Linked DNA regions of Homo sapiens: region 2 is linked to region 1. The links are chromatin loops, found by intact Hi-C in ENCODE. Cell type or tissue: IMR-90. All regions are shown on one strand. Each heading gives the region's core, and the rest is flanking DNA. Links, peaks and the distances in the headings are about the cores only. Region 1 overlaps MLLT10 (MLLT10 histone lysine methyltransferase DOT1L cofactor). Region 2 overlaps MLLT10 (MLLT10 histone lysine methyltransferase DOT1L cofactor).

The links. A loop is a pair of places that touch in the nucleus more often than their neighbours do. Peaks named below come from ENCODE experiments on the same cell type or tissue, not always from the same donor. Only the 100,000 strongest peaks of a DNase experiment are listed, where the experiment ranks them.
Region 2: a loop joins it to region 1, with 2.1 times the contacts of the local background. A loop is called at or near these places in 2 of 110 quality-filtered maps.

What each region holds. Positions count from the first base shown.
Region 1 is chr10:21,722,631-21,728,013 of GRCh38, reverse strand. MLLT10 (MLLT10 histone lysine methyltransferase DOT1L cofactor) reads right to left here. Exons shown (of 23, transcript NM_001195626.3): 15 at 1,659-1,770; 16 at 86-158. LOC107984214 (a long non-coding RNA gene) reads left to right here. Exons shown (of 2, transcript XR_001747388.2): 2 at 951-1,491. Among named protein-coding and RNA genes, the nearest start is that of MLLT10, 190 kb to the right of the region's middle. RefSeq lists an enhancer at 991-1,492. In IMR-90, for the core only: no CTCF peak of the experiment used is centred there; a DNase peak (open chromatin) is centred at 3,143.
Region 2 is chr10:21,629,406-21,634,788 of GRCh38, reverse strand. The region is part of intron 8 of MLLT10 (MLLT10 histone lysine methyltransferase DOT1L cofactor); the gene reads right to left. Among named protein-coding and RNA genes, the nearest start is that of MLLT10, 98 kb to the right of the region's middle. In IMR-90, for the core only: no CTCF peak of the experiment used is centred there; no DNase peak of the experiment used is centred there.

The sequences.
Region 1 (5,383 bases), core at 326-5,325:
GTACACTCTACTGATATGAGATAAGAAAGTTTCCAAATCTCAAACGTTTCCTTTGCCTATACTTTGCAGTGTAAATAGCGCTTACCGTGGCGAGAGACTTCCTCGGGGTGAGCTTCCTCTGCCAACTAGGTTGCGGCTATTGTCTCCAAGATCTTGATCTGTAGTGTAAATATTTCAGAGCTGATAAAGTGACTCTCACTAGATAAGAGGTTTTAAACTCTTGCCCTGATTTTTCCTAAAACATACATTAAACCTTTACCACTATCTTTGCAGTTCCCACGAAAATAGAAGATCTAGCATGTTGCTAGTTCAGAATTGCTGAACTGTGGCATGTAAGGCGTTGTCCCTACACGTTTTTGTGGGTGTAGAAGGCCATGGATTATGTTCTGTTCTTTCATTCCTTTCAATTTTACAGCACAGAAGCGTGGTTTGCATTTGCTGTACCCTCCCCTCAGCCACTTTTAATTTCTACGGTTAAAGTAATGAATCACAGCTGTGGACAGCTAATCTGTATGCTTATCACAGCAAATCCGTATGCTTTGTATTTTTTAACACTTTGCATCCCAAGACAAGCCATAAAACACATTTACATAGAGCTGCACACCAAGACTAAAATTATGGTGTTAGACACTAGAGCCTTACACCAAGAATAAAATTACATAAAACACTAAATTTCCAAATTGACAAAAACAAGTAGGAATACAGAATCCTGAATTTTAAAGAAAAAAATTAACTTTTCAAAATATTCCTTAGGTAATATCATATATCTCTGCTTGGAAAGTAACTTGTATTTCCCCTGCAGTTAGTTCCTTATAAAAATCACCTTATCTGGCCTCTTTCAAGGTTGTCCTCCCCTTATTCTGAGTCAGGTAACCTCTGACCCTTAAACGGTAAAGACAGACTGATCCATTCTTGGTGAACTGCTAAATCCATTCCCTTCCCCCAAACAGGCATGACTACTTGGACATGTCAACCAATCCTTAAGGATGCAATGAAACAAAGCAAATCCAGTGGCTCATTAAGACAGTACAAGAGACAAATGCGACAAAACGTCAACTGGTGAACATTCACAGGATTACTAAACACTGCAGAAATTCTCTAACAGGATTTTTTTAACCAAGTTTGTGTAATACAATTTCATGAATTATGCAAATAAAGGTTTAGGCTATTCACAGAAAAGCCCAGTGTTATGTTACTTTCATTGCATAGAACTGAGAACTGAACACATCAATCACAAAAGTCACAGGAGACACTGCTGCATTCCTGCTTGCTGATGGCTCTGTTGAAACATTTCCATTTCAGACAATAAAAAAAAAAAAAAAAAAAAAAAAAGGACATTGCTATTTTGCAGCACAGCATACTATTTACTTCCAACTGTGATTCTTTTTTATTGTAAATTGACAGTTTGTAATTATATAAATTTGGAGTACAAATTGATGTTATGATATATGAATGTAATGTGGAATAATAAAATCAAGCTAGTTAACATAACCAGCACCTGAAATATTTAACATTTTCCAACTGTGAATATTTTTTTAAAGTACAAATCCTCTACTAACCACATCCCTGCATGTTTTCAAATAAAATGAACCAAAAGGGGAAAAAAATTAAAGTAGGTGAGAGTAGGGTTTTAGAGTTAGTAATTCTTGAAAACTTACCTGTTTGATTGTTTTCAGACTGAGCTATAAGAGCTGCCATTGATGAATTTGATCTATTGCCATACATATGAGATGGTGCCTGACTGAGAGAAGATCCAGATAGAGTATTTGCCTAAATGGAAAAAATTACAATGATAAATGAATTATATGTGAAAATATATTAAAAGTTTTCCCTTCTAATAGATCTAGTAATTATATTCTCCAACCTAAGAATATAAGCAAAATTTGTGACCTTCTGAAAAGCAAATTTCGTTCTTACTTGTTTTACCATTCAACATGTCAATTTTTTAAAAGTTACATAACTAGGCCGGGCGCGGTGGCTCACGCCTGTAATCCCAGCACTTTGGGAGGCTGACGTGGGCAGATCACGAGATCAGGAGATCGAGACCATCCTGGGTAACATGGTGAAACCCCCGTCTCTACTAAAAATACAAAAAATTAGCCGTGCATGGTGGCGGGCGCCTGTAGTCCCAGCTACTCGGGAGGCTGAGGCAGGAGAATGGCGTGAACCCAGGAGGTGGAGCTTGCAGTGAGAGGAGATCACGCCACTGCACTCCAGCCTGGGCGACAGAGCGAGACTCCGTCTCAAAAAAAAAAAAAAAAGTTACGTAACTACAATTTTTTTTTTTTTTTTTTTGAGAAAGAGTTTCACTCTTACCCAGGCTGGAGTGCAATGGCGCGTTCTCGGCTCACTGCAACCTCCGCCTCTAGGGTTCAAGCAATTCTGCCTCAGACTTCCCAGTGGCTGGGATTACAGGAGGCGCCCGCCACCACGCCCAGCTAAATTTTTTGTATTTTTAGTACAGACGGAGTTTCACCATGTTGGCCAGGTTAGTCTCAAACTCCTGACCTCAGGTGATCCACCCGCCTCGGCCTCCCAAAGAGCTGGGATTATAGGCGTGAGCCACCGCGCCTGGCCATAACTACAAATTTTTAAAAAAGAAGAACTGGCACGTTGGAAGGTAACTATTCCTGCTTTTAATTTTCAACATATCTAGCTGATACCAAACCCCAGTGGCACAGCAACCATGTGGACATGAGACTAATTAATCTTATTAAGCCATCTGAAACATAAAAGCAGGAAGACAACAGGTATCTAACCAAATGCTTCAATCTCTCATATCACAAGCTGGCTAAGGAGGTCAAAAGTCCAACTTTTACTTCTAGTATTTTAGCTACAGGGAGCTGTATTTCCATTGCTTAACTCTGTCATTAGTAAAACCTGCACACTATTTTGTTACTTCCTATTTTGATAGACTTGGAAGCCTGCTGCTTTTTCTGTTTTGTTTTGTTTTTATTTTAAAAGAAAGCAAACAGGCATCCCAAGTATGTTTTCTATACAATGCAGGACTCAACGAATCACAGCTTTGCCCTGACCCCATATAAGGCACTGTCTTTTTGGCAGCAAGCCAGCTCTACTAACTGAAGAGCTCGTCCAAAGTTTGTAATTCATTCATGTTGCTAACCACAATTCTGAAGGCCTCACTGGGACCTGTGCCAAACAAGCGAAAATGAACCCTTAAACAGATGAAGCTAAGGAGGCTGGCCAAAGTATTGCGTAATCCACTGTAATAAAAATGCTTTCTTTGATGTGCATGCTCTCTCCCACTTTCCAAGAATATTATGACCTTAAAATTTGACATTTTGGAGGCAAATCTCTTGTATACAAAATGCTGTTACTCACAGAAGACTCTCAGTGGCCTGAAATAATTCTCAGATTTAACAGAACCACAAATGTTAAAGTAGAATTGTTCTTCTTTTTCATGAATGAAATCAAACTGAAGCTTTTATAAACTAAAATCATTGCAGTTATTTCAGAACAAAACTCTTGAAAATATCGGCAAAGAACTAAAGCACTTCTATCGTAAAGAAGCTGAATAACAAGAACAAAAGATGGGGGACATTTGGATATGTATAACTGCACACAAGAGACTAAGACAACACAGTAGTTGTAAGCAAAATAACACAGAGAAGAAGCTGTATTTCTGGACAGACTCACATCATGACATTGCATCTTGGCCTTCAGCCCACTTACAAAGCATGAAAATGTGCGTTTATGGTTCACGGAAACAGTTTCTGGGATGTACCATCCTTGCTTTCTATTATCTCAAAGCGTGTATTTTATAGTTCACACTTTAATGTGTAAATTAAATCTGTCAATTTCTGGGTTTTGTTTTTCCTCTTATTAAAAATATGCAGACAAAGTCAGTAAGTTGGTACTCTTCAGTCCTGTTTAACAATCAACTGTCCCTCGGGAAAAGGTAAGTTATAACTTCAACATGAAGATCGTGCTGTTCACTTACCATGTATTTAGTAGTAGAGGGCACATAAAACACACAATTCATAAACAGAGATACAGTTAAGATTTTTTTCTCTCTCCAGAAGTCAATTCTTTGGGAATCTTAGCTATTAATAAAACAATATAGAATAAGAAAAATACAAACAATTCAACAGAAAAAACAGATATTACCAGTCCCATCTGTTGACGTCTCAGATCCTAATACTTAAAAATAGCTTTTGTAGAGCCAATTTACTCTTACTGTAGATACAATTCTAAAAAAGATCCACTACACATTTAATAGATTAGAAATGGAAAATTAATTAGAAGGAGGAAGAAACAGTCTTATCTCGAGACAGTCTGTTGACACCAAGAAGTAACAGCTGACCACAGGACAGGGCAGAGAAAAATAGGACCAACAGAGAAAACACAGTACAGAATGCGGATACGGTGGTCCTCCAAGAAGACACTGAGGATAGCATTCTCATTTTAGTTTATTATTAACTTTATAAAGTGTACTTCTAGATGCCTTAGCACTTCCAAAGCAAGGAAACACTCCCAGCCTTTTGACTCTCGTTCATGCAGTCATCTATGTGACATATCAATATATCACTTGGAATACCTTTTTGCTTTCAATTATCAGTCTCATCACTTGCCTTAGATAAGAATCCAAAGATCCAACTCTCACTAGAACTAGAAATATACTCTTTTTTAGGAAGGGTTCCTTCTGCCAAGGGCTTTATATTAATATTTATCCTTATTAGCTTCAAATTTCAGAGGGGTGGCATTTTCTTGATCTAGTCTCTGAATTATCTTAGTTTCCCTATCTATTAGATCTATATATACTAAAGATCAAAATAGAAAGGAGTATGGCACAACAACTAATTTGCATAATGATGATCATCAAAAAAAGATAAAGTATCTTTAGCGTATGCTAAAGAAGGAAAGTATCTATTTTTAAAAGATGGCTGGCAAAAGTTGATACAATAAATGAAAGTATTATTGGAAATGACCAATTTCCCAAACGGGTTAGCTAAAATTAATGTGGTAGTTGTTTTTCTAGTAAAGGCATTTATCTAAACAAGAGACTTTCAAAAGAGAAATTAAAAGTTATTAATTTTACCAGATAGAGTCATTTTGGTGTATAAAAACATCTACTACATTCCATATTAATTTCTGCTGGGAAACTGAAATCATGAACGTCATCATTTTAAGGTTGGTAAGATGAGATACCAAAGACTACACAAATGACTGTCACTGCTTAGCCTACATTTCTTAACTGATGTTTGGAACAGTTAATACTGGGACCCTTGATGAGTCTTTCGGAAAGACTGGGTACCTCCAAGCCAAGAAACCCCCACCTTTTAGTGGAAAGATCCCACAGCTTATTAGCACTGAAGATGCAGAAGAGGAAGACGGCTTACTGAAGAGAGCACACACAGTGTCT
Region 2 (5,383 bases), core at 58-5,057, 93 kb after region 1:
AGTGAACTTAAAAAAATAAACTTGAGTCTACTCGATACTGGAGAGATTAGTGAATGGATGGATGTTTGGATGGACAGATGAAGTTCTTCATAACCAAAGCATGCCAAGAAATAAATATGGAAGCATTGATAGAAACAGAAAATCATCACATTATTACCACCAAAGTTACAACAGATTCAGGCAAAGATCATCAATGGATATATTAAACACACTGCATGAAAGACTATTGGGGAACAGAAATTTCAAAGCCTCAAGTAATATCTCACAGGGAAATGAAAGCTTCACAGTAGATCTGGTAGACGACACCTTAACCAAGGGATCAAATTTAGTATCACGGATGATGGGATAAACTAATATCATATGTCCCTTGATACAATGCACTGAGAACAAGACATCATCTACGTGGTATTTCCATCAAATATGCTTAACATGAATCTTTTCAGGAGGAAACAAATCAGACAAATCCCAGCTGAGCAACACTGCAAAACAACTAGTCTGAACTCAAGAAAATGTCAATGTCATGAAAGGTAGAAAATCCTGGTAACTGTTTTATTTTTTGAGACTGAGTCTCGCTGTGTCACCCAGGCTGGGTGTGATCTCGGCTCCCTGAAACCCCTGCCTCCTGGGTTCAAGTGATTCTCCTGCCTGAACCTCCCAAGTAGCTGGGATTACAGGCACGAGCCACGTCACTCGGCTAGTTTTTGTATTTTTAGTAGTGATTGGATTTCACCATATTGGCCAGGCTGGTCTCGAACTCCTGACCTCAAGTGATCCACCCACCTTGGCTTCCCAAAGTGCTGGGACTATTTTAGATTAAAGGAGACTAAAGAGACAACAACTAAATGCAACGTTTGATACTTGACTTCTACATCAATTTCTTCTTAAACTGGCTATCAATTAGGACATTGCTCGAACAACGAGATGCTTGGTTATGGATTATATGTTTTTTAATAGTATTATATTAATGTTAAATTTCCTAAGCTAATTACATTGTGGCTATATAGAATCAACTTCTTAGGTGATACATTCCTAACTGTGTAGAGAGGAAGCATCACAATGTGAAAAACTAATTCTCAAATGAATCCATAATAATTTTTTTGAGACAGGGTCTCTGTCATCCAGGCAGGAGTGCGGTGGCACAATCTCAGCTTTTGTGGCCTCGACTTCCTGGGCTCAAGCAATCCTCCCACCTCAGCCTCCTAAGTAGCTGGGACTACTAGAAGTGCATACCACCATGCCCAGCTTATTTTTATATTTTTTGTAGAGATGGCTTCTTGCCATGTTGCCCAGGCTGGTCTCCAACTCTTAGACCCGCCTTGGCCTCCCAAAGAGCTGGGATTACATGCATAAGCCACTATGCCTGGCCTAAAAATCTCCTAACCAAAACTGGGAATACACTATGTATCTTTCACTTATATTAAAAACATCTTTGCACTTCATTAGTCTTCTAAATCATGATTCTAAATCATAAGTGTTACAATAATAATGTTGGTTAATAACTAAGATGCTCCTGTGTTTTCTGTCTAAACAACCAGGTTTTCAGTTAATATGTGCCAGGACATTTTACATGTACTAACTAATTTAGTTTTAAAAACTCTATGAGGTAAGCACTAAAATCAACTTGATGCAGATGAAGAAACTGAGACACAACATAATGCCCCATTTTTACAGATGTGCCATAATTTATTCATCTGTTACGGGCAATTTACATGGTTTCTAAATATGAGCTACCATAGTGATGAACAATCATATACACATCTTTTAACTGTATATGCAACACCTGAAAGAGTTAAAAGGAACTCTAAGTTCTTTGACATGCCATGTTTAATAGATCCTAAGAGATTTATTTATTTAAATAAATCTCTAAAATCAGGTTATGTATTATAATACTGCTGTGTCATAGTTTACTTGGCATGATTTTTTCTTAGTGGCACATAAAATGAAGGTGCATCCTACAATCAGTAGGAGATTAGATTATATACCACAGTTAAATGGCTTCTCAGATAAGTCAGATCTATCTACTATAACACTCTCACTGCTTATAGCTACATTTCTGAAAAAATACAAAAGAGAGGCCATAGAAAGGAGCAGAAAAGTTTTAAAAAATAAACCGGATTCTACTGGTGTTATGCCCCCAAATACAAAACTTTAAACAAACTGTTCAATATTGATTGTGACTCTCCAGATTTTTAAATTCTGTTTTCCCAAGGATTGAGCATGGTGTCTCGAATTGAGTAGACGCTTTGTAAACATTTATCAAATCTAATTAAACCTTCATGTCCCTAATTCTTCATCTATAAAAATGGAAATGAAAACTAGGTCATTTGCCACAGGTGATAAATACATTAATAAATATTTATATTATTAATGGAAAACAATAGGCTATCATTACTTCATCTCCATGATGCTATAATTAGATAGCTGGAATAAAATTCTAAACACCTACATGAATTAAACATGAGTCTTTGCATTACATGCAATCTCAACCTTACAAGTTGCAAAAAATAACTCTATTAAATAAAGTTAATCCTCAGCCAATTCAGTTAGCCATAACATTCTATTTCATGGACATGCCAATTAATTGATGCACACTATATTACTGTTTGTCTTCAACATCTGAATTCAAGCTAAATTTCAAAAAGACTATTCACATCTACTTTCACTTTTTATCTTCTTTTAACAAGTTATTTATTTAAGCAAGCAGGTCTTCAAAATTTATTCTCCCAAATACTACTCAGTTAAATAATAGCTTCCTGGAACAGAACAGAGGATTGATAAGGCATATTCTGTATTAGCATTCTTTTGAGAACATGTGAAAACTTCACCATTTGTACTAAAACCAAAAAAAAAAAAAAACCAAAAAAAAAACTCTTCAAGTTGTAATACAGATTTATCTAACTTTCAAAGGGGATATGATTCTTACCTCTGATATCGTTTGGCTCTGTGTCCTCACCTAAATCTCATGTTGAACTGTAATCTGCAAGTGTTGGGGGGGGAACCTGATGGTGGGGTGACTGAATCATGGGGGCAGACTTCCCCCTTGCTGTTCTCCTGATAAGAGTTCTCACCAGATCTGGTTGTTTGAAAGTATGTAGCAGTTTCAAACTTTCCCTCTTCATTTTCTCTCTCCTGCTCCACCATGGTAAAGATGTGTTTATTTCCTCGTCGCCTTCTGACATGATTGTAAGTTTCCTGAGGCCTCCCAGCCATGCTTCCTGTACAGCCTGCAGAACTGTGGGTCAACTAAATCTCTTTTCTTCCTACTAAATTACTCATTCTCATTTATAGCAGTGTGAGAATGGACTAATACAGCCTCCAGTAAAGGCAGAAAGATGTATTTAAAAAAAAAAAAAATTCCAGGGACTTCGTAGTCAGACATAGTTCATCTTAAATTCCAGCTCTATCATTTATTAATAGGTGTCTCTTTATCTCTTCGTCTGCCCATTACTTTTCTTTTTTTTTTTTTTTTTTTTTTGAGACGGAGTCTTGCTCTGTTGCCCAGGCTGGAGTGCAGTGGCACCATCTCGGCTCACTACAAGCTCCGCCTCCCAGGTTGACGCCATTCTCCTGCCTCAGCCTTCCGAGTAGCTGGGACTACAGGCGCCCGCCACCATGCCCGACTAATTTTTTTTTGTATTTTTTAGTAGAGACAGGGTTTCACCATGTTAGCCAGGATGGTCTCGATCTCCTGACCTTGTGATCCGCCCACCTCGGCCTCCCCAAGTGCTGGGATTACAGGCTTGAGCCACCGCGCCCGACGTACTTTTCTTTAGGCAACTCTTTCCTGCTACATGTGATCTTGGTAAGACCTTGAACCACAGTATCCCAACATCCCTGGACCACAAGAGTGGGTGGGTGTGCTAGCGAGTTAAGGCCAACTGTATGAACAACTCGCACAGTCCTCAAATATTCTCAATTTCAATGGCTTTCATTCAGACTCTCCTTCAGTATGCCTAAAACCACATCTTGGTGTCAAAAACTACAAAGAGTCTAAGATCTTACTGTACTTGTAAAGTGACAAGTTAGTTCACCACAGTTTCATAGATGCTGGTAGAAGATGACACAAGACTCCTGCATTGGACACAGAGGACTTTAATACTCGTGGCAATAGCAAAAGCCAGACTGTTAGCATTTGCCTAAGTTCCCCATTCTGACAGGGTGACCTGGGGCAAGATGACATTTATACACACAGTGGACTGAATTACAGGAGAAATTTGAATGATAGTGCCTCTGTTTTCCAAGGCTGTTTGCTTGCTATATAAACAACATAAACAACCTTGAAAAGAACAAAGGCAGTCAGGGCTGCCACTCACAAGATGTGTATAAATGTGAGAACCATGGAGAACTGTCTTCCAACACCTGGAAGCTGCCATCACCCAACATATCCCAATGAAATATTAAACCACAATGATCTACTCTTTCTTCATAACCTTGCAGTTAATTCACACTCTTACTATACTTATTCTTGAACCTTACTGAGCCCTCTAGGCCCATGCTCCAATATCTCCTGTAACTCTATGTTCCAGCCCTTCCCTAGTTCCACTACATCTATTATCCCACCTCAATCTCATGATCCATTATTTTAAACACTTTTGAAAATAACGCACTTGGCCTCCTTATTTGTATACCCAATCTGCCTAGCAATATCTCTGATAGGGTTCAACCCACATCTAGTTTCTTTGCTCTACTACCCAGGTGACCTAGTTATTCACCTACATGCTTCTCTTCTTTCTTCCCCACCAAAACAGAAGAAGACATAGTATCATTTTTCCTGCCTCCTCCCTTTTGTCTTCAAATCTGAGATTCTTTTTTAATTTTTTGTTTTAAGAGATGAGGTCTCATTCTGTTGTCAAGGCTAGAATGCAATGGCATGATCATAGCTCACTGCAGCCTTTAACTCCTGATCTCAAGAGATACTCCCACATCAGCGCTCCAGCAGCTGGGACTATACACGCAAGCCCAGCAAATCTGAGATTCTTAAGAGTTAAGTACTCTCACTACCTGTACTTCCTCACACCCACTTTATCTACCAATAAATATATTGAAACTCTACATTGAAACTCCTCTTCAATGACTTCCTTGGTGCTAAATCCAAAGAACATAACATTTATCCTTCTACTACTCAACCTACTCTTTTATTTCCTCTGTAGACTCCACCCTTCCCCACTATTGACAATGATACAATTAGAAAATTACCTTTTGTCAACTATTATTTATTTCAGGCTAGACTCATCAGTGAATGCTAAAACTTGTGGGTGAAAATTTAATAAGAAACAGGATATGTGCCTAAATCTCAAGGTGTGGTAGAAAGCCTCCATGCCCCCAATGATCTTTGTACCTGTGCAGTGCCTACCCGTACTGAACAGGCTTACCTATGCATCCA